2 separate regions of the Homo sapiens genome follow, and region 2 is linked to region 1. A link is a loop called in an ENCODE intact Hi-C map of the cell type or tissue named here. Cell type or tissue: PC-9. All regions are shown on one strand. Links, peaks and the distances in the headings refer to the core of each region. The heading gives the core; the rest is flanking DNA. Region 1 overlaps EFHD2 (EF-hand domain family member D2). Region 2 overlaps TMEM51 (transmembrane protein 51).

Region 1 (5,000 bases), core at 1-5,000:
TCTGCCTGCCTCAGCCTCCCAAAGCGCTGGGATTATAGGCGTGAGCCACCGTGCCCAGCTGGCCAGGTCATTCTTTGCGGTGGGGCCACCCTATGCGCTATAGGAGCTTCCCTGGCCTCCACCCACCAGATGCCACTGGCATCCCCCCCACCTCCGCCGCCCCAGGTATGACAACCAAAAACACCTCTAGACATTGCCAGATGTCTCCTGGGGGGCACATGCACCCCAGCTTAAGAGATGCTGCATTTTGGCCAGGTGCGGTGGCTCACACCTGTAATCTCAGCACTTTGGGAGGCCGAGGCGGACGGATCATGAGGTCAGGAGATCGAAACCATCCTGGCTAACACGGTGAAACCCCATCTCTACTAAAAATACAAAAAATTAGCCGAGCGTGGTGGCGGGCACCTGTAGTCGCAGCTACTCAGGAGGCTGAGGCAGGAGAATGGAGTGAACCCAGGAGGCAGAGCTTGCAGTGAGCCAAGATTGCGCCACTGCACTCCAGCCTGGGCGACAGAGCGAGACTCCGTCTCAAAAAAATAAAAATAAAAAGAGATGCTGCATTTTGTGGCTGAGGAGCCCAGGCAATTTGGCTTCAGAGCCTGACTGTCATCGCTGACCTTGGGAGCCCAGGGTCAGAAAGCGGCAGGGCTTTGCTTTCCTGGGGGGCACTGAGGAGGGGAGTCCTCGTGACTTGGCTCAGGAAAGACTGAGTCCCTCACCAGGTGCTCCTGCACAGCCCCACGGTCATGTGGCGCCCGCCCAGCCCTCTACCAGGCAGCAAACAGGGACCAGAGATGGCAGGAGGCGCCTCCGCTGTGCCCCCCAGAACCCCTCCAGCTCCAGGTGGAGGCTGGACCACAGCAGCTTTGGCCTGCCTGACCCTCTGAGTCCCACACCTTCTACTGTCACAGAGGTGGCCACTGCCCACAGGGGCTGCTGGCCCATCCACCTCCACCCCAACCCTCATCCATCAGTGGGGCAGAAGCCGCAGGACCCTGTGTTCCCTCCAGGGCTCCCAAGACCCATCTTTGCTGTGTCACTTTCAACCACTGACTCACTGGCTCGTGAACTATTTATACCCCTCGCACAAATGCTCCCCTTGTGCTCCAGGCAGCCGTCTGTGTTCTGCAGCAGCCCCAGGACACGTTGGGGAGGGGCTGGGTACAGAGCAAATGTGCAAGTTTATGAGCCCAGCAGATCAAGTCTGGAAGCCCAGCTCCTTCCTTACTGCTGTGTGACTGTGGGTGGGTCACTTAACCTCTCTGAGCCTTGGTCATAAAATAAGGTTATTAGGAAAATTAAGTAAAGTAAGCAGTTCCCAGCATAAAGACAGATCTCAGTACATGGTTGCTATTAGGTGTTCAAAGTACACCTAACTAGAGAAGGCGAAAGGAGCTGGGGAGCCCGTAAGAAGGTGCAGAAATGAGACATATTCATGCAGAAGCTCAAGCGCCCGGGACATAGGGTTCTGGAACACATCCACCTGTGTTGCGCTGCTGTCACCAGCACTGTCACCCAGCCAGTTCAAGGCCTGGGGGACTGCACAAGCCTTCTTTAGGTGCAGAAAAACCCATTTTGGCTGGGCAAAGTGGTGCACGCCTGTAATTCCAGCACTCTGGGAGGCTGATGTAGGAGGATTGCTTGAGCCCAGGAGTTTGAGACCAGCCTGGGCAACATATTGACACCCCGTCTCTACAAAAAAAATACAAAACTTGGCCAGTCATGGTGGCATGCACCTGCAGTCCCAGCTACTTGGGAGGCTGAGGCGGGAGGATCGCTTGAGCCCAGGAGGTAGAGGCTGCAGTAAGCTGTGATCGCGCCTGGGTAACAGAGCAACACCCCGTCTCAAAAAGAAAAAAAAAAAAAAGAAAAACCCATGTTACCAACTCTGGGATCACTCTCCCCAGCCCCCATCTTGTCTTCCTCCTACGCTGTTCCCAGAGACCAGTAGGGCAGGTGTTTGGTTGATAAGAGAGCCCAGCTGGGCAAACAGCGCCTCGCCCTCTTTCACCAGGCTGTGTGCTCCAGGAACCAGTGGTGCCTTCCCAGCCAGGCAACAGGCAGAAAGGCCACCTAGACTCTTACTACACAGAAGCCAGTCAAGAGGGACTTGCCCCCAACCCCACCCCTGTCTCTGCCAGGTTGTTAGTGGTAGAAAAAAAGAGAACCTGAGAGTGCAGGGCAGAGGGGAGGCATCTCTATCGCCCGATGCTTGTTCCCGGCTTCCCCACCACCCCGCCAATCTCCGCCACTCCCTGCAGGCACTGCACCACACGTCCCTGAACACACCCAGGCTGCCTCCTGCCACCTGGCCCTGCCTCCTGCCCCCGTCCTGCTCTGTGCCCTCGACAAAGGCAGAGGCCCTGCCTTAGATACCCCTTCATTTATTCACGTCTTATTTCTTCATTACACATTTTTGAGCACCTACTGTGTGCTTTTTAACCTCCTTCCCAGTACCTAGGGCAAGCTGGGGGGCATGAAATAGACCCCCCAGTACAGAGGGTGCTGAGTAAGAAGAGTCATTTATCACATGGAAAGAGGCCGCCTTCCACACCCACGTCACATCCCCTATTCCAGTGCTTCTCAGCGGAGAATGCTTTTATCCTGCTGGGGACATTCGACAATGTCTGGGAGACATTTTTAGCTGTCACAACTCAGGAGGGATGCTACTATAAACATCCCACAATGCACAGGACAGCCCCTACGGCAAGGATTTGTTCTGTCCAGATTGTTTAAGGTCTGAGGTTGAGAAACCATGCCCTTGCCTGCAAGGTTCTGCCATCTAGGGTGGGGGTGAGATGTCCTCCAAGTGCCCATGGAGATGCCAGTAAGCCAGCTGGTCATGGAGGTGGTGAGTGAGTGCTCAGCTCAGAGCCTGATCCACCCTGCCGTGGTATTGAGAATTCCTTCTCGGCCAGGCACGGTGGCTCATGCCTGTAATCCCCATACTTTGGGAGGCCGAGGTGGGTGGATCACTTGAGGTCAGGAGTTCAAGACCAGCCTGGCCAGCATGGTGAAACACTGTCTCTACTAAAAACACAAAAATTAGCTGGGTGTGGTGGTGCATGCCTGTAGTCCCAGCTACTCAAGAGGCTGAGGCAGGAGAATCACTTGAACCCGGGAGGCGGAGGCTGCAGCGAGCCGAGATTGAGCCACTGCACTCGAGCCTGGGCAACGGAGCGAGACTCCATCTCAAAAAAAAAAAACCCAGAGAATTCCTTCTCACTGTCTGTGCCATCACATTCAGCACACGGAGCCTGTCATTTCAGCTTCCTTGTGCCTCAGGCTTGTCCAAAAGTTAGCGCTATTCGACATGCAGGAGGCTGCCAGGCCCTGTGGTGAGTTCCCCGTCATCAGAGGTAACCAAGCAGGAGCTGAGCCACATATGGGTCCTCTGCCTGGACTGAGGTCCCTTCCAACAGTGACGGGATTTTATGGTTGGTAGGAGATGCCCTCTGATCCCCCAGTCTCCTTGCACTCAAGCCTGCGGCCTCTCTGACTGAGCCAGTGCCAAGATGTCCTCTCTTTTTGCATCTGCAGGTATGATGCCGGGCGGGACGGCTTCATCGACCTGATGGAGCTAAAACTCATGATGGAGAAACTTGGGGCCCCTCAGACCCACCTGGGCCTGAAAAACATGATCAAGGAGGTGGATGAGGACTTTGACAGCAAGCTGAGCTTCCGGGAGGTAAGCCCGGCCCCCAGCCCCACTCCCCTACCAGGGGCTTCACCTGAGGACCTGGTGGCCCGGGAGAGACCAACCCCCACCCTTTGTCAATGAATGAATGACATTGCCATTGAACAGCAGCTGTGAGCAGCTGCTGCTTGGCTGAGTGAGGCTTCAGAGGGCCTGTTACAGCAGGCACCAGGGAGGGTTCTGAGATCCTCTCGGGGAGGAAGAGGAGGGAGGGACAGCCCTTCCTTCACATAGGGAGCATATATTGAGCGATTTCTGTATACTTGACCCTGTGCAGGCTCTGGGGTAGAGAAAGGCCCTGTGCTCGAAGGTTCCTGGAAGTGTAGAGGGGGAGACACCACAGAAGGAAATCAGGGCTGTGATGCAGAGGAAGAGGGCCACGGCACTGGGTGACTTCACGCCCAGGATCTCACTCCGAGACAGGAGCTAGGGGCAAGCCGGTTTCGCAGGGAAGGAAATGGAGGCCCAAGCCAGACAGCGATGATACTGGACCCCAGGAAGTACAGGGATGGACCCCAGGAAGCACAGGGTTAGGTGTGGGGACTCGAGGCCCAACTGGGGCCCAGGAGGTCTGGCAGGAAGCATGAAGGATGCAGGGAAGGAGAGAGGTGGCAGGGGCAGGTGGGGGAGTGCGAGTGGCTGGGCGGGAGGTGTGGGCAGTGCAGGGTAACAGCTTAGAGTTCGAGAGCAGGGTTCCATCCCTCTGACACGTTCAGGCGCTGAGACTTGGGGTGTCTTTTACTGTCATGGAGGCTCCCTCATTCTGTCATGACACCTGTAGGACTCAATACATGGAACGCAGAGTAGGTTCACTGGGCAACAGCGGGAGACAGAGGTAAGAGGTAGGCTGAGGCCGTGTCGTCGGGAGCTGGTGTGGGCGGGTCAGGGCTGCAGTAGGCCAGCATCCTGGGTGGCAGATGAGTCATATCTCCTCCCATTGTACAGTTGGGCAGAGGCCCAGTGAAGGGGCTCACGGGAGCAGCAAGGGGCGAGACCCAGCTCACTGCCCCCCAGTCCTTCTCTGCAGGGGAGGCCTGAGGCTGGGGCCTGGGTGCGGCCAGGGACTCCGGCTCCCCTCCTTCCCTCCCTTCCTGACACCGCGCGCCTCCCTCCCCGCTGCAGTTCCTCCTGATCTTCCGCAAGGCGGCGGCCGGGGAGCTTCAGGAGGACAGCGGGCTGTGCGTGCTGGCCCGCCTCTCTGAGATCGACGTCTCCAGTGAGGGTGTCAAGGGGGCCAAGAGCTTCTTTGAGGCCAAGGTGAGGAGCCCAAGGGGTGCCCTGACCCACGCTCCAGGACAAGGGG
Region 2 (14,868 bases), core at 9,869-14,868, 210 kb before region 1:
ATCAGCTGCTGCTGATTTCATGATAGCTGCTGCGGAGACTGCTATTCTTGTTACCATTATTCTTCTTACCCTGCCTTGTGTATTACTTAACATCCTTTCTTCTTTTTCCCATCAGCTCTCTCCAGCTGGGCAGCCCTCCTCCCAGCTCCCCTGCCTCTATGCCTCATTTGCACATTGCTTTTTGTTTTTCCCTAGTGCACAGTCTAAAAGATCCCTGGTGCTCTGTTGAAACAGGAACCTGACACCCTTTGACCTTGGTCCGTGGGGAGGTAGCCTGAAACTCCCTCCCAGGCAGGACAGGAGCAGGGGCTCAGCACCTTTTTTCCTACCCCCACTGCATGGGACTGGAAATTGTGACAAAAGTGATTGTGGGCTGAAACTTGGCAGAGAGAGCCCCACTGAATTCCTCCTTTGTGATGTGAATGTGGCACAGCCCGGTGGAACCGGGGATCCCTTTCCCAATTATGCAGCTTGGCAGGAAGAGGTCGGTGCAGGGAGAATGCTCAAGGAGCCCCTCTGTCATGGGGGTTGGTAGCACCGCCAGCCGCCTCCGACTGGCAAGACCTCCTCCCACTAAAGCCAGCTGGGCTGGGCGCTTCTGCAACTGCACCTTCCGGGGCCACAGCACAGAACTCAGTGGTCACGTGAGGGTCTACATCCGATTCCCAGTTTCTAAACTGTGTCCTGGAGAGTTTCTGCAATTCAGCGAGAAGAGGCAGCGGAAGGCCCAGCCATCAATGCTTGGGCCCTTTACCCCGTTTCAGCCGGGGCAGCGCTGCTTTCCATCGTCCCATCTTATTTCAGTCGTTGTCTTCACGTTCAAGTTCATGGAGACTCAATCCAGATGTGCCTGGCTGTGATGGCCCCACTCAGGTCTCAGCCACTCTGATGTCTGGAGCTGGGTCTACCTCCCTGGCCCCGACTCCTCCACACCCACTGCACAGCCCCTCCCTGCCGGCTCTGGTTGGCCAGGGGTGTGCACACGAGTGGAAAGAGCCTCTGCCCAGCGTGGAGCGGTGAGGCTAAAGGCTTCCATGTTCCCTGCTGACTTCCACCTGCAAAGGCCAGGCAACCGCTGAAACCTCCAGCCCCACCAGGGAATACTGATACAGTCACTTTCTCAGGTCACAACGGAAATCACATTTATTCTGCATATTTTCCTCATGTTGCCGGCAAATTATTTGCATACGGATACAAGATTTGGGTATCTGGATCTTCCTGCAAGTTAGCTTTTATTAATCCTCTCCCCTTCAGGCTTGGACTGGGAATTTCCCCTCATTGATATGAGACATTGGTTCAACTTTTAAACTTGCCAGGTATTCATTTGTTTGTTCTATAAATATCTACTAAGTACCTGTTAAGTTCCTGGCATGCGGTGCTGGGGCCTGGAGCAGGCAGTGGACAAGACAGACAAGAACCGTGTTTCAGAGAGTTCATACTCCAGTGAGGGAGACAGGGAGCCAACAAGAAAGCAAAATGAGATTACTACTGACTGCAAAGTGTTATCATCACCCATGGGAAGGAAAGGCAAGGAACTCAGCAGGGGACCCAAGTGTAGCTGTGTGAGAGAGGAGGCATTTCCACTGGATGGTCAGAGAGGTGCTCACTGAGGAGGTGGCATTTAAGCTGAGAGACAGAGGTCTCTACTAAAAAGTAGTAAGATAGCCAGGCATGGTGGCTCATGCCTGCAATCCCAGCACTTTGGTAAGGCCGAAGCAGGAGGATCGCTTGAGGCCAGGAGTTCAAGACCAGCCTGGGCAACACAGCAAGATTCCATCTCTACAAAAAGATTAAAAATTAAAACATTAGCTGGGTGTGATGGTGTGCACCTGTAATCCCAGGTACTTGGGAGGCTGAGGCGGGAGGATCACTTGAGCCCAGGAGTTCGAGGCTGCAGTGAGCTATGGGTGACAAAGAAATATGCTGTCTCTAAAATAATTTTTTAAAAAATTTTAAATACAGAAATAAATAAATAAGTAGCCAGACAAAAGAGACAGGTGGAAGGGTGTTTTCAAGCAGTAGGTATAGCAAGTTCCAAGGCCCTGTGGTAGGAAGTAGTTGGTGCCAATGAGGAGCAGAAAGGAAACCACTGAGGGCTGGTGAGCAGGAGATATGAGCTGTGACAGCAAGACAGGAGCCTCGTCCAGGCTGGTGGGGCTTGAGGGTCATGGCCAAGGAGTTTGGATTTTATGCTAAAAGTAATAAAAACACATTGATGGGCTTTTGGACATTCTTGTTACAAACTATTTCAGTCATTCAAAAGAGTATATATAAGATATATGTGAATTGTAATGAATAGTATAATAAAACGCTCATGTACCCTTCACTGTTCGCCTCCCCAGTACTATTCTTCACTCTTCATTTCTCCAGGAGGTAGTGTGTGTGTGTGTTTGTTTGTTTCTATGTTTGTTGAGACAGGGTCTCATTCTGTCACCCAGGCTATAGTGCAGTGGCGTGCTCAAGGCTCACTACAGGCTTTACCTCCTAGGCTCAAGCAGATCCTCCCACCTCAACCTCCCAAGTAGCTGGGACTACAGGTGTGAGCCACACACTGGGCTCATTATTATTATTATTATTATTATTATTACTATTATTATTATTGTAGAGACATGGTCTCACTATAGTGCCCAGGCTAGTCTCGAACTCCTGAGCTCAAGCGATCCTCCCACCTTGGCCTCCCAAAGTGCTGGCATTACAGGTGTGAGCTACTGTGCCTGGCCAGAAGGTAGCCTGAATTTGTCCTGAATTTTAGTTTATAGTCTTTGCGTTTCTTCCTAATATTACAAAAATAGAGCAACATATTGTTTGGTTTTGAACTTCATTTAAGTGGATTTCTGCAGTGTGTATTCTTCTGCAGTTTGCTTTTCTGTTCAACATTATGTTTGTCAGGATCATCCTCACTGGTGCACACAGCTGCAGTTTACTCACCTTCACTGCTGCGTACGTAATACTCCACAGAGTGACACGTTGTGGTTTATCCTTTCTCCTGGGACCAATTTCTAATGTTGAACCAAACCCTGCATTCTTGGGATAAACCCAACTTGATTATGATGTGTTATCTTTTTAAAAAATATGGTTGGGCTGGGTGCTCCCTTCTGTAATCCCAGCACTTTGGGAGGCCAAGGCAAGAGGATCTCCTGAGGTCAGGAGTTCGGACCAGCATGGCCAACATGGTGAAACCCCGTCTCTACTAAAAATACAAAAATTAGCCAGGTGTGGGGGTGTGCGCCTGTAGTCCCAGCTACTTGGGAAGCTAAGGCAGGAGAATTGTATGAACCCAGGAGGCGGAGGTTGCAGTGAGCTGAGATCACACCACTGCATTCCAGCCTGGGCAAAAAAGTAAGACTCAGGAAGGAAGGAAGGAAGGGAGGAAGGGAGGGAGACGGGGAGGGAAGGAGGGAAGCATGGATTCCATTTGCCGATTTTTGTTTAGGCTGGTGGGTCAGACTGGCCTGTCATTTTCCTCTCCTGCCTTGTTCTTTTCTAGTTTTGGTGTCAAGGTATATACATTCCTTATAAGATGACCTGAGAGTATTTCCTCTGATATTCTCTGGAGCACATGTCTAAGATGGATAATACCATGAAAGAGTTTGATAAATGTTAGCTACCATGTTGTCATCCTTCTGCAACTCATATTTTTTTGTACAGAATTCTGGCTTCTTCTGGTACCACTTGTCTTGCATAGATACCTACCCTAACCCTTGCCCTTTTCCCCCTAAAAAACAAAGAAAACACATGGCTCCCCAACATGTAACTCCAATTGCAATGCTCACAGCTTGCTTAGAAAGCTGCATCTCTGTGGTTTTTTTATAGGTGGATCTTTAACTCAAGACTAGCATGAAGAGTTGCCTTCTGGCCTGCCCTGAGTCTCCTCAAATAACAACAGGTAGATACCTCTCTAACTGGTTAATAATTTTTCTTTAAAAACTCAGATATAGAATCATTCATACCTCCCTTAGGGCCTCCTCAGACATGAGCAGTGATGGGGCCAACCCCAGGGTCTAGAGGTTGAGTTTGGCCAAGCCAGGACCCCAGACTGCCCACCAAGCCTACTGTGTTTTAGGGACATATTGGAAGCCGTGTGGTCCAAATCCTCTAAGCATAAAATTAGCTTCTTTCCATATTTTTAAAAGGAAAAGAACACCATGCTAAATATAGCTCGGGTGCTGTCCAGGGTCAACAAGCCAAGAACAGGACAAACAGCTGACCAGATGCCCCGCTGGGAGCTGGGTTTCTACAGACCCCATAGACCCATCAAGATCACAGTCCCCAAAGAGAGGGCTGAACTTGAAGAACAAATCTACGCCACCGTTGCACACATAACCCTGCCATGAACCCAAAAAACCAAAACTATTTTATGAAAGCAACACATAGATATTTCTGTTTTCTAATTCTTATTCTCCCAGTAAGAAAAAGAAAATGAAAATCATGGTGAATCCCATCACACACAGAAAATAACTATAAATATCATAATATATAATCCGAGTGTTGTGAAACTTAGTATGATACATTCAACAGTGTTTCTCAACCTTTTCCGCCACCTTGCCCTCCCTGAGAAGTCTTTTTAGACATTCTTTTTGGAATACTTGAAAATTTAATGCCAAGGATGCCCTGTGTATCTATTTATATTCTGTGGCCCTGTGGAGGGCCACAAACCATTATAATATCCAAGATTTTTTTCACCCTGTCCCCAAGAAACAATTTTTGCTCCTTGTGGGTGATCTTACCCCATTGAGAATACAAGCTCTAATTAACATTAAATAACAATTTTTTTTGTCTGTTTAAGAACTTACTGTTGTGCTGGTCACATACTGTTCTTGGTGCTTTATGTATATTATTTATTTATCATAACTCCCCTATGAGGTAGGTACTAGAGAGTTTTTGTCTCCCTTTTACAGCTGTGGAGACTGAAGCACAGAGAGGTTAAGTAACTTGCCCGAGGTCACACAGCTGTGAAGGAATAGAGTGAGGATGTGAGCCCAGGAAGCCTGGGTCCCAAGCTCACTCTTAACCACTCAGCTATGCTACCTTGCAGCAATACAATCAGATTGTGAAAATTCAAAAGAGAGAAATAGAAAGTAAAGGGTACACTTTCCGAGTTTCCTTCGTCCCCAGAAGCAATCATGGTACAAGTCTGAAAGGTGACCCCCCCCCCCCCCCCGGGATTTTTACATACGTGTGTATATATAAAAATACACTGTCTCTTTCATTTCAATGTAAGTACAATCATCCAGGCTTTTTCCCATATATTCATCTGTGTATGGAGAATTTTTTAAAAATTAGAATCACGCTGAACACACTGTTGTTTCAATCTTGTTGTTTGATTTAAAAATACATTAGCTGCTTTGAGACCATAATTTCCTTAAGTGCGTGAACCATAATTTATTACCCTGATCTGGATTATTGGCTATTGAAGTAATTTCTAGCTTCTCACCACTATAAAGCTGTGATGATATCTCTGTACATAATTCTTAGAAGTTGGAATTATAGAGCCAAAGGGTATAAACATTTTTGAAACTTTTGTTCTATAAATGCCAAAACTTGCCATCTAAAAAAATGCCATGAAATTGCCATCCCAATACCTTTCCCCACACTGAGTATTATCACCTGTTTTTAATCATTGACAGTTTATCAGACAAAAAGAATGTATTAATCCCGACATTTTAATCTCTGCCCATGATTCACATCTGGAGCCTGTCTTTCTCTCGTGCAGCATAAGGCAAAGCTGGAATGGAGAACGAATGAGGGCAGGCAGTGAGGGGGTTAAAGCGGCTCAAATCACTAGTCTGCTAACCACACTCTCAGCGTCCCACGTACAAGGCCTGCCTGTCAGGCACTTAGCATGTGCTCAGAACGTGGTATTTTCATCACTCCTGCTTCCAGCACAACCCCCTGGCTGTGTACTTCTCCACCCTCCGAGTCTGACCTTGTCCCAGATCCATTTGGTAGAACCGGTGCATTCCTAAGGCTGCCAGAGCCCCCATCCTTCCTTTTGCCAGCCATGAGTGATACTGTAAGAAATAAATATCCTTGTGTACGGTCCCATCTGGTCCTACCGCAGCTGTCTGCAGTGGGATCCCTGTTCAGCGCCCTGCACGCCACACACATGCCCATCCTACCTGTTCATATTCCATACATATGCATGCATATGTACATAGGTGCTCGCACGCATGCACATGTGCTCATGTGTGCATAAACATATATGCACACGTGTTCATGCCCCAGTGTGCCTTGGTGCTTCTTCTTAACTCCTTCAAGAGCAGAGCCAGTGCGTTCACGCACGTGCACATACACAGTGCTGTGCATTCAGGGTTCAGGCCCAATTAGGCCAGTGGGAATCCTCTCCCACATAGACTTTCTGTATGTCCCACAGCCCTGAGCTAGGACACCCTGCTGTCTAATCCCACAGTTCCTGTACTTCCTTCTTACTTTATTGGTATTCCCTATAGATCATTTTCCTGCTGGCCTAGAAGCTCTGCTAATCCTTAACTTGCTCACTGCTGTTTCTCCAGTGCCTAACTCGCTACTTAGGAGGTAGTGAGATGCACAAGAAATATTTGTTGGGTGAAAAAAAGAAGGAACAGACTTAAAGCTGATAAAGGATGTTGTTCCAAATATTTTTAGAGTCTCTTTTAACAAAGTGGCCAATTTCAGATAAACTCATGGTTTCACAAGAAAATATCTTCGCAGCATCAGATTTCAAGCAGCCTGGTCAGTCATCCTTTCGGAGAGACTGGAAAAAATGCAGAATTGAAAACAGGTCCTTGCCCAGCTAAACATCTTGTAAATTTTACTGTTTTGCAAAAGTTCCTGTCACAGGAATAATGTATGGGGGAGAGGTTTAGCAAGGGGCATTGCTTGCTCCTCCTCCTCAGTCCTTGAGAATGTTCTAAACTAAAGCCTTGAGTGACTGCTTCTCTGGCTCGCTCTCAACCAACAAATGCTGTGGAATCCCAGGACCGCTGGCTGCTCCCTTTAGCGCAGGGTCTCTGGGCTGCTTTGTGGAAAGAAGGTTTATTTTGTCCAGCTGGGCACAGGAGCGGAGAGGAAGAATGTGCAGGCCTGTGTCCCTTTTAACAAAGGGAGAACTCGATGTGGTTTCAGAGAAGCTTGTCTTGCTGGGTGACTTCATGTGGCCTGCATTCATTTCATCCAACATTGACTCTGCAAACTTTTTTTTTTCGAGACAGAGTCTTGCTCTGTCACCCAGGCTGGAGTGCAGTGGCACAATCTCGGCTCACTGCAACCTCCATCTCCCAGGTTCAAGCAATTCTCCTGCCTCAGCCTCCCAAATAGTTGGGATTACTGGCACGTGCCACAGCACCCAGCCTTTTTTTTTTTTTTTTTTGTATTTTTAGTAGAGACGGGGTTTTACCATGTTGGCCAGGATGGTCTTGATCTCTTGACCTCGTGATCCATCCACCTCGGCCTCCCCAAGTGCTGGGATTACAGGCATGAACTCTGCAAACATTTTTTGAGTCCCTGCTGTGTGCCAGGCTTAGAGATGATGACAATGTGGTCATGGGAAGAGAGAGACTCACCACGGTGGTTGCTGGAGGATTTGGGGAGCACATGAAAGGGGCATCTGAGCTATGGGTGACCAGAGAAATGTTCTGGAGGGTGGTTGGGGGTGGGTAGTGCAAAGAAAGGCAGGCTGAGACATGCAGTAGGAGAGGCAGGAGCCAGGCTAAGGCCACCATGAGCAGCATCATTCTAAGAAGCTGGATTTTCTCCTGCAGGAAGTAGGGAGCCATTGAGGGTGGGGAACAGATGACAGTAGGCTGTTTGGCCTGGTCATACCATTGGCTGAGGCCCTGTCCCCCAGGTGAGTCTGTTACAACCATCGATTGTGGACCATTCATCCCATCGCTCACTCTCCCAGCAGCCTCCAGCAAGAGCTACGATTTTACTGCACTTCATTAAATTCCACACAATGTTTTAATGACCTGAGCTCCGACCTTTCTGGCCTCCAGCAGGGAAAGGTCTGGCTTTTCCTTTTCAGGGAGTAGCGGGCTGGGCAGACCGGCCTCCCTTCTCGCAGCCTCGCACAAGGAGCCTGAGCACGTAAGACATCTGGAATGCATCAAAGGCGAGGCCCAGCCAGAGCCGGCGTGCTCGGTGCTGCTGCCTAACTCCTTCAAGAGCAGAGCCGCCACATTCACAAAGCGTCTGGAATCGGAACTGATCGTCCTCTCTGCTCTTTCTGCTTTCCTTCCAGGCCCTTCCACCGCAGCCATCCGCACGGGAGGCCTCGCGATTGCTCGGAACCATCCCGCAGGAGTTCAGCTGATATTTTCTAGTGTGGGGCGAGAGATTTTGTGGAGCGCATTTAAGGGGTTTTTGTTGTGACTGCTGCCTTGTATACATTTATTTTCTTTCTTGGAACTGGGCCTCGCCCTCCTCCCACTGACATGATGGCCCAGTCCAAGGCCAATGGCTCGCACTATGCGCTGACCGCCATCGGCCTGGGGATGCTGGTCCTTGGGGTGATCATGGCCATGTGGAACCTGGTACCCGGCTTCAGCGCGGCCGAGAAGCCAACAGCTCAGGGCAGCAACAAGACCGAGGTGGGTGGCGGCATCCTCAAGAGCAAGACCTTCTCTGTGGCCTACGTGCTGGTCGGGGCCGGGGTGATGCTGCTGCTGCTTTCTATCTGCCTGAGTATCAGGGATAAGAGGAAGCAGCGGCAGGGCGAGGACCTGGCCCATGTCCAGCACCCGACAGGCGCTGGGCCTCACGCCCAGGAGGAAGACAGGTGAGGCCTGACTGTCCCCTTCCCTCCCCGGATCGGGGATGGGCACGCACGCATGCACACACATGTTCACACCTTTCCGTGGTGAAAAGACTGTCATCTACAGGCTTTATTGTCCCATGTTCGCCCATGACGCCTCTGTCAAAACGGTTTATCATTTTACAAATAACTTTAGACTTTTCTACCAGAGCTTCCCAAATAGCATGGTACAAATGGATTACAGGTAAACCAAGATTTTTTAAAAATTTTATTACAATAGATTTTTACACCATGGAATACTATTCAGCCATAAAAAGGAACAAAATACTGTCTTTTGGGCCAGGTGCAGTGGCTCACTCCTGTAATTCCAGAACTTTGGGAGGCCGAGGCAGGTGGATCACTTGAGGTCAGGAGTTTGAGACCAGCCTGGCCAACATGGTGAAACCCTGTCTCTACTAAGAATACAAAAATTAGCTGGGCATGGTGGCACATGCCTGTAGTCCCAGCTACTGGGGAGGCTGAGGCATGAGAATCGCTTGAACCCAGGGGAGTGGAGATTGCAGTGAGTGAGCTGAGATACCGCCACTGCACTCCAGCCTGGGTGACAGAGTGAGACTCTGTCTCAAAAAAAAAAATACAAAAACAAAAAACTGTCTTTTGCAGCAACTTGGATGGAGCTGGAGGCCATTACTCTTAAGTGAACCAGCATTTTGACCCGCCCAGGGTCACTGAACAGGGCCTGGGGTGGCCAGCATATTTGCTTGTCCCTTCACCCCAGCATGCTGTGTGTATGCTTTAATTTGAAATGGCTGGGAAGCAATTTTCCATTTGAGCAAAAATGCCACCAACAAATTTAAAAGATAAGTGATACATTGGGGAAGATATGATAATAGTTGATATCCCTATTATAAAAAGAGCTCTTAGAAATGAATATGTAAGATGAATATACCAATAGGAAACAGACAAAGATTATGAATATTCCATAGATGTTCAACCAATAGATGTTCAACTTCATTAGTCATGAAATGCAAGCAAAAAGATGTCTTTTCTTTTTTTTGCCTATCATATTGATCAAGATAGACAGCCCCTACTGTTGGAGAGTTGTAGGGAAGATGGATTGCTGATGAAATGTTGACTGATAGAAACTTTCTTAAGAGTTTCACCATAAGGGGCAGTACTGAAGATGTGCGTATTGATCCTATTTATAAGAGTTTATCCCTGGGAGACAGTCCCACAGGTGCAAAGGAGTTTGTACCAGTATATTTATCAGATCATTGTTTAGGATAACAAAAACTTAGAAACAACCTAAAAAACCACCTACTGAGTTAAATGACGTACCTATTCAATGGAGTTCTATGCAGCAACTGTTGATCTATATTTGTTAATGTGGGACCATATCCACAACAATGAGAAAAGGGGGATATAATACAGCATCTTTGGTCAGGTTATGGTCCCATCAAATGTTGTGGCTGTGGGATTGGAGAGGGGTAGGAAAGGTATACACCAGAATGTTACAGTGGTTTGTCTCCAGGTAGAAGGATTCGGGATGTTTTTCTTTTCTTCATTAGATGTTTCTGTGTTGTTTGAATTTTCTACAAGCATTTCTTATCTTTATAGTGGGAAGGGAATTGTTCTTAATGTAATATGGATTAAAGGGAACCCTTGGTACACTAATGGTGGGAATGTAAATTAGTGCAACCACTGTGGAGAAGTTTAGAGTTTCTTCAAAAAACTCAAAATTGAGCTGCCAAATGATTCAGCAATGCCACTTGTGGGTACACACCAGAAGAAAAAAAAATCTCATTATATTGAAGGGATTTCTGCCCTCCAATGTTACCAGTTACCACCCCTTTCCATGGTAATGACCTGGAAGTTACCATCCCTTTCCTAGAATGTTCTAAATAGCTTGCCCTTCAATTTACATTAACCCACTTCTTACTTTTGCACATAATTGAAAGTGGGTGTAAGTGGGTACAAATACAATTTCCAAATTAAACTCATTTTCTGATAGCAAAGAATAATATATGCTGTATTGGTCAGGGTTCTCCAGAGACACAGAACCAGGGGGATATATATTTTTTTAAATGGAGATTTATTATGAGGAATTAGTTCCTGGGATCATGGAAGCCAAAAAGTCCCACAATTTGCCATCTGTAAGCTGCAGACCCAGGAAAGCAAGGGGTATAATTCATTCTGAGTTTGAAGGCCTGATTGAGAACGAGGAGAGGTGAGGGTATAGATCCTAGTCTGAGAGCAGGAGAAGATGAAATGAGATGTCCCAGCTCAAGCAGTGAGGCAGGGAGAAATGAGTCAAATTCCTGCTTGCTCTGACTTTGGGTCTATCTAGGGCCTCCATGGGTTGGATGGTGCCACCACACTGAGGAGGGGAATCTGCCTTACAGAGCCCACCGAGCTGAATGCTAGTATCTTCCAGAAACACCCTCACTCTCACAGTGTTTAATATGGGCAACCATGGCCAGTCAGGTTGACACCTAAAATTAACCATCACACATGCTTATTCTAGAAAACTTGAGAAATATAGAAAAGAACAAATATCAATCACTCATCATTCCCCACCCTAGCTGTGAGCACATTTGAGTTCATTCCTAAAGGAGGGTGGGAGGAAAACCAAGGCAGACTTTGAGGTTTCTGATGTTGGCCATGATCACCCCACAGGTTCAAGTATAGAGTCCTGGAAAGTGGCTATTGGCGTTAATTCTGACAAATGTGTAGAAAATATCCTGACTTTTTGGTTTTCTCTTTCAACAGTCAAATGAGAATAAGGCTGAGAGGACCTGATCTTTTTGAGTCTTGGGATAAACTTGGAAGATAAAATTACAGAATAATTTGAGACACACATAAATGTTATATTTCAGATATTCTTTCTCTACTGAAAGTTGGTAGCAACTTTGTACATTTCTGTGTTGCCTTTGACCAAAGGACCCAGCTGAGCATTGGAATAGCTCACGCAGCATGTCGCTAAGTGGGAAAGGCTTAAAGGCAAAGGAGGTTTAACACCCAGATAACATGGTGGAGTAGTTGAGAGTACAGTGTTCACTTCCTGCCCTCCCATTTCCTGAAGGTCTGACCAAGTCATTTAATCTTGATGTATCTCAGTCCATCTATAAATTGGGTATTATAATAATAGTGAGATAGAAAACAGGCAGGACTTGTTTTCTGATCATAACCCTGCTGACCAAAACAGGATGTGGTCCAGATGAGATAAGGTTTAAAAAAACACTAGCCAAAGCCAGCAAACGGGAACGAGGGTGATCCCTGGCTGCCCTCATTGCTCATCAGCATGGGACACTCTCACCAGTGCCATGACAGTTTACAATTGCCATGACAACGACCTGGCAGTTACCATCCCTTTCCATGGTAACGACCCAGAAGTTACCTTTCCTAGGAAGTCTTAAATAGCTTGCCCCTCAATTTGCATTAACCCACCCCTTAATTTGCATGTGACTAAAAGTGGGTATAAATACAATTTCCAAGAGCCCCTATGTGGCCAACTCAGGGTGTACTGCCTATGAGTTAGCCCTGCTCCACAAGAAGCAGTGCCCTTCAATAAAGAATTGTGGTCTAACACCACTGGCTCACCCTTGAATTCCTTCCTTGATGAAGCCAAGAACCCTCCCAGGCTAAGCCCCAATTTGGGGACTCACCTGTCCTGTCCTGCATGACTAGTACTTAACTCATAGTGTTGTCAGGAATCTGAAATTGGTTCATATTTGCTAAAATACTTAGAAGGGAGCCCAGCTCATAGTAAACACTTGAAGTATTCACTTTTATTGCCTCTAAGACCCATTTGTTATTTACAAGGCTGCTGTGTGTGGACTCTTTGGAGCCCATCCCTTTGGGATTTTGAATGACTTGAGCACAGGCTAACACTCTCCCTGTCTGTGTGTCTTCTTGCAGCCAGGAGGAAGAAGAGGAGGATGAGGAGGCTGCCTCAAGGTACTATGTTCCCAGCTACGAGGAAGTGATGAACACAAACTACTCAGAAGCAAGGGGAGAGGAGCAGAACCCGAGGTTGAGCATCTCTCTCCCGTCCTATGAGTCACTGACGGGGCTCGACGAGACCACCCCCACATCCACCAGGGCTGACGTGGAGGCCAGCCCTGGGAACCCCCCTGACAGGCAGAACTCTAAGTTGGCCAAACGACTGAAACCGCTGAAAGTTCGAAGGATTAAATCTGAAAAGCTTCACCTCAAAGACTTTAGGATCAACCTCCCAGACAAAAACGTCCCTCCTCCCTCGATAGAGCCTTTGACTCCTCCACCGCAGTATGATGAAGTCCAGGAGAAGGCCCCCGACACCCGGCCGCCCGACTGAATGGCCCCACTTGAGCCACGCTCCCTCCTGTCTCTCACACCTTTCACCCCCAAGACTCTAACAAAGCCACATGAGCCACAGTTGAGAAGCGGAGGGGCCAGCTGTGCATGGAGCCATTTGGATGGCGGCGGGCGGGGGGGGATTCTCTGTATCAGGAGTGACTTTGTTGCCCCACACAGCCTCCTGCTGCAGGTGCTTTGGAAAGAGATGCTGCCTTGGAGCTGGTGAATCTGTGGACCACATTCAAGGGTGTGGCACAGGCATCTTCCCATCCTTTTCACTCCGAATCGCTGGCGACACATTCTCCTTTCCAGCTAGGAAAGGGTTCCTCGCGGCTGGTTTAGATTGTGGTTGTTTGTTTTGCTTCTACTAAGACTGTTTTGTTTCAAAAAGGAAACAAGTTTTGTGTTTGCTGTCTACGCTGGAGTCCTGAACTGTGGGTAGAAAACACGACCTGGCTTTGTAGAAAGGACACAGGGCTGTTTTATGAACTAAGCGGTGAGGCTCAGGTGGCGGCTCTCGCAGAGCCCCTGATGCTGTTGTTCTTTGAGGGCTTAAGGCCTGATGAACGTAGGCACGTGATGCATAATAGTCTTCAATGGTACACTTAACTAGTCTCTTCTGTGTAACAGCAAAAAAAAAAAAAAAAAGAAGAAGAAAGAAAACTGTAGGAAATGTTCTTTTTGAAATGCCATGCAATGGAGCTTTTTGTAATAAAATATTTTATATGTAGTACATTTGGGTGCTGAGTTACTTTAGCAGCTCTCCCAATACTGACTTTCTTAGGGGAAAATGGCAATAATAATAGCTAATATGTACTGAATACTTATGCCCAGTGTTGTGCTAAGCATTTCACACATCACCCCATTTTGTCTGGACCCAAGTCTGGTAATAATGCCATTCTGTTGTCAGCTCACAGAGGCTTTAGGTTAATGTAAGTGCCCTGTGTCACACTGCTAGTAAGCAGTAGAGCTGGGGTTTGAGCCCAGGTTGCCTGGCTCCAAGGCCTGAGTTCTTACACACCCCCCATACAGCTCAGTGTAAAGAGCTTTTCCAGACTTTGAATGAAGACTTGCACTTCTCAAGTTCAGAGGTTGTCTCTGTCAACCTATGCACCCAAAAGAAAGTTCTGGTTGTTTGAACAGCAGCTTTCTACCTGTCTAGGCATCCTTCCTATCTCCCTCTGCTGAGAACTGGCCCAGGAGGGAGCTCAGTGCAGCCTGTCCTCTGCCCCCAGAACTGACAGGCTATGTAAGTGTAGGGGGTGGGTGAGCATGTCCCCCTGGAGGGGGAAAGTGAGTCTATGCAGCTCAGAAAAGCAGTGCAATGAATAAGAAATGCTCAGGGGATCGCACGCTGTTGAAGAGGGGACATAGGAGGGGAATGGAGACCTCTGGGGTCAGGATCTTGACCGTGGAGTGAGTGTCTGGGAAAACAGACCCAAGTCCAAAGGAAGCCTTCCTGCTATTGGTGGGCATGGAGCCAGCCTGCTGAGGAGTCTGTGTCAACCTGGTTGGAAGAGTAATTCCCAGGCCCAGATGTTTTCCTAACAAGCTCCGGTGGACAGGGAAGGGATGACAGGCACCGAGTTACCTTCTTATCTCAAGATTAGCAGTAGTGACTAAAGTTCGAAACTTTCACTTTCCTTATGCGATGCATTATTAAAAGGGGAGATGTTGGGATTGGCTTTGTGGCATGGGACAGACACCCAGAGGCCTGGTCCGTTCCCCGGCCCACTCCTGAGCCGACCCATGGCTCTTTGTGTCTCATGTCTCTGGGCTGGGCTTGCTTTCCTGTTACT

The links. A loop is a pair of places that touch in the nucleus more often than their neighbours do. Peaks named below come from ENCODE experiments on the same cell type or tissue, not always from the same donor. Only the 100,000 strongest peaks of a DNase experiment are listed, where the experiment ranks them.
Region 2: a loop joins it to region 1, with 5 times the contacts of the local background. A loop is called at or near these places in 2 of 110 quality-filtered maps.

Annotation. Positions count from the first base shown.
Region 1 is chr1:15,422,331-15,427,330 of GRCh38, forward strand. EFHD2 (EF-hand domain family member D2) reads left to right here. Exons shown (of 4, transcript NM_024329.6): 2 at 3,541-3,688; 3 at 4,820-4,954. Among named protein-coding and RNA genes, the nearest start is that of EFHD2-AS1, 12 kb to the left of the region's middle. RefSeq lists enhancers at 3,730-4,630, 4,631-5,000. In PC-9, for the core only: no CTCF peak of the experiment used is centred there; a DNase peak (open chromatin) is centred at 1,991; H3K27ac peaks cover 1,642 bases.
Region 2 is chr1:15,206,677-15,221,544 of GRCh38, forward strand. TMEM51 (transmembrane protein 51) reads left to right here. Exons shown (of 4, transcript NM_001136218.2): 2 at 3,814-3,886; 3 at 8,219-8,755; 4 at 12,650-13,802. The coding sequence starts at 8,412. The coding sequence ends at 13,067. Among named protein-coding and RNA genes, the nearest start is that of FHAD1, 33 kb to the right of the region's middle. In PC-9, for the core only: no CTCF peak of the experiment used is centred there; a DNase peak (open chromatin) is centred at 11,995; H3K27ac peaks cover 1,739 bases.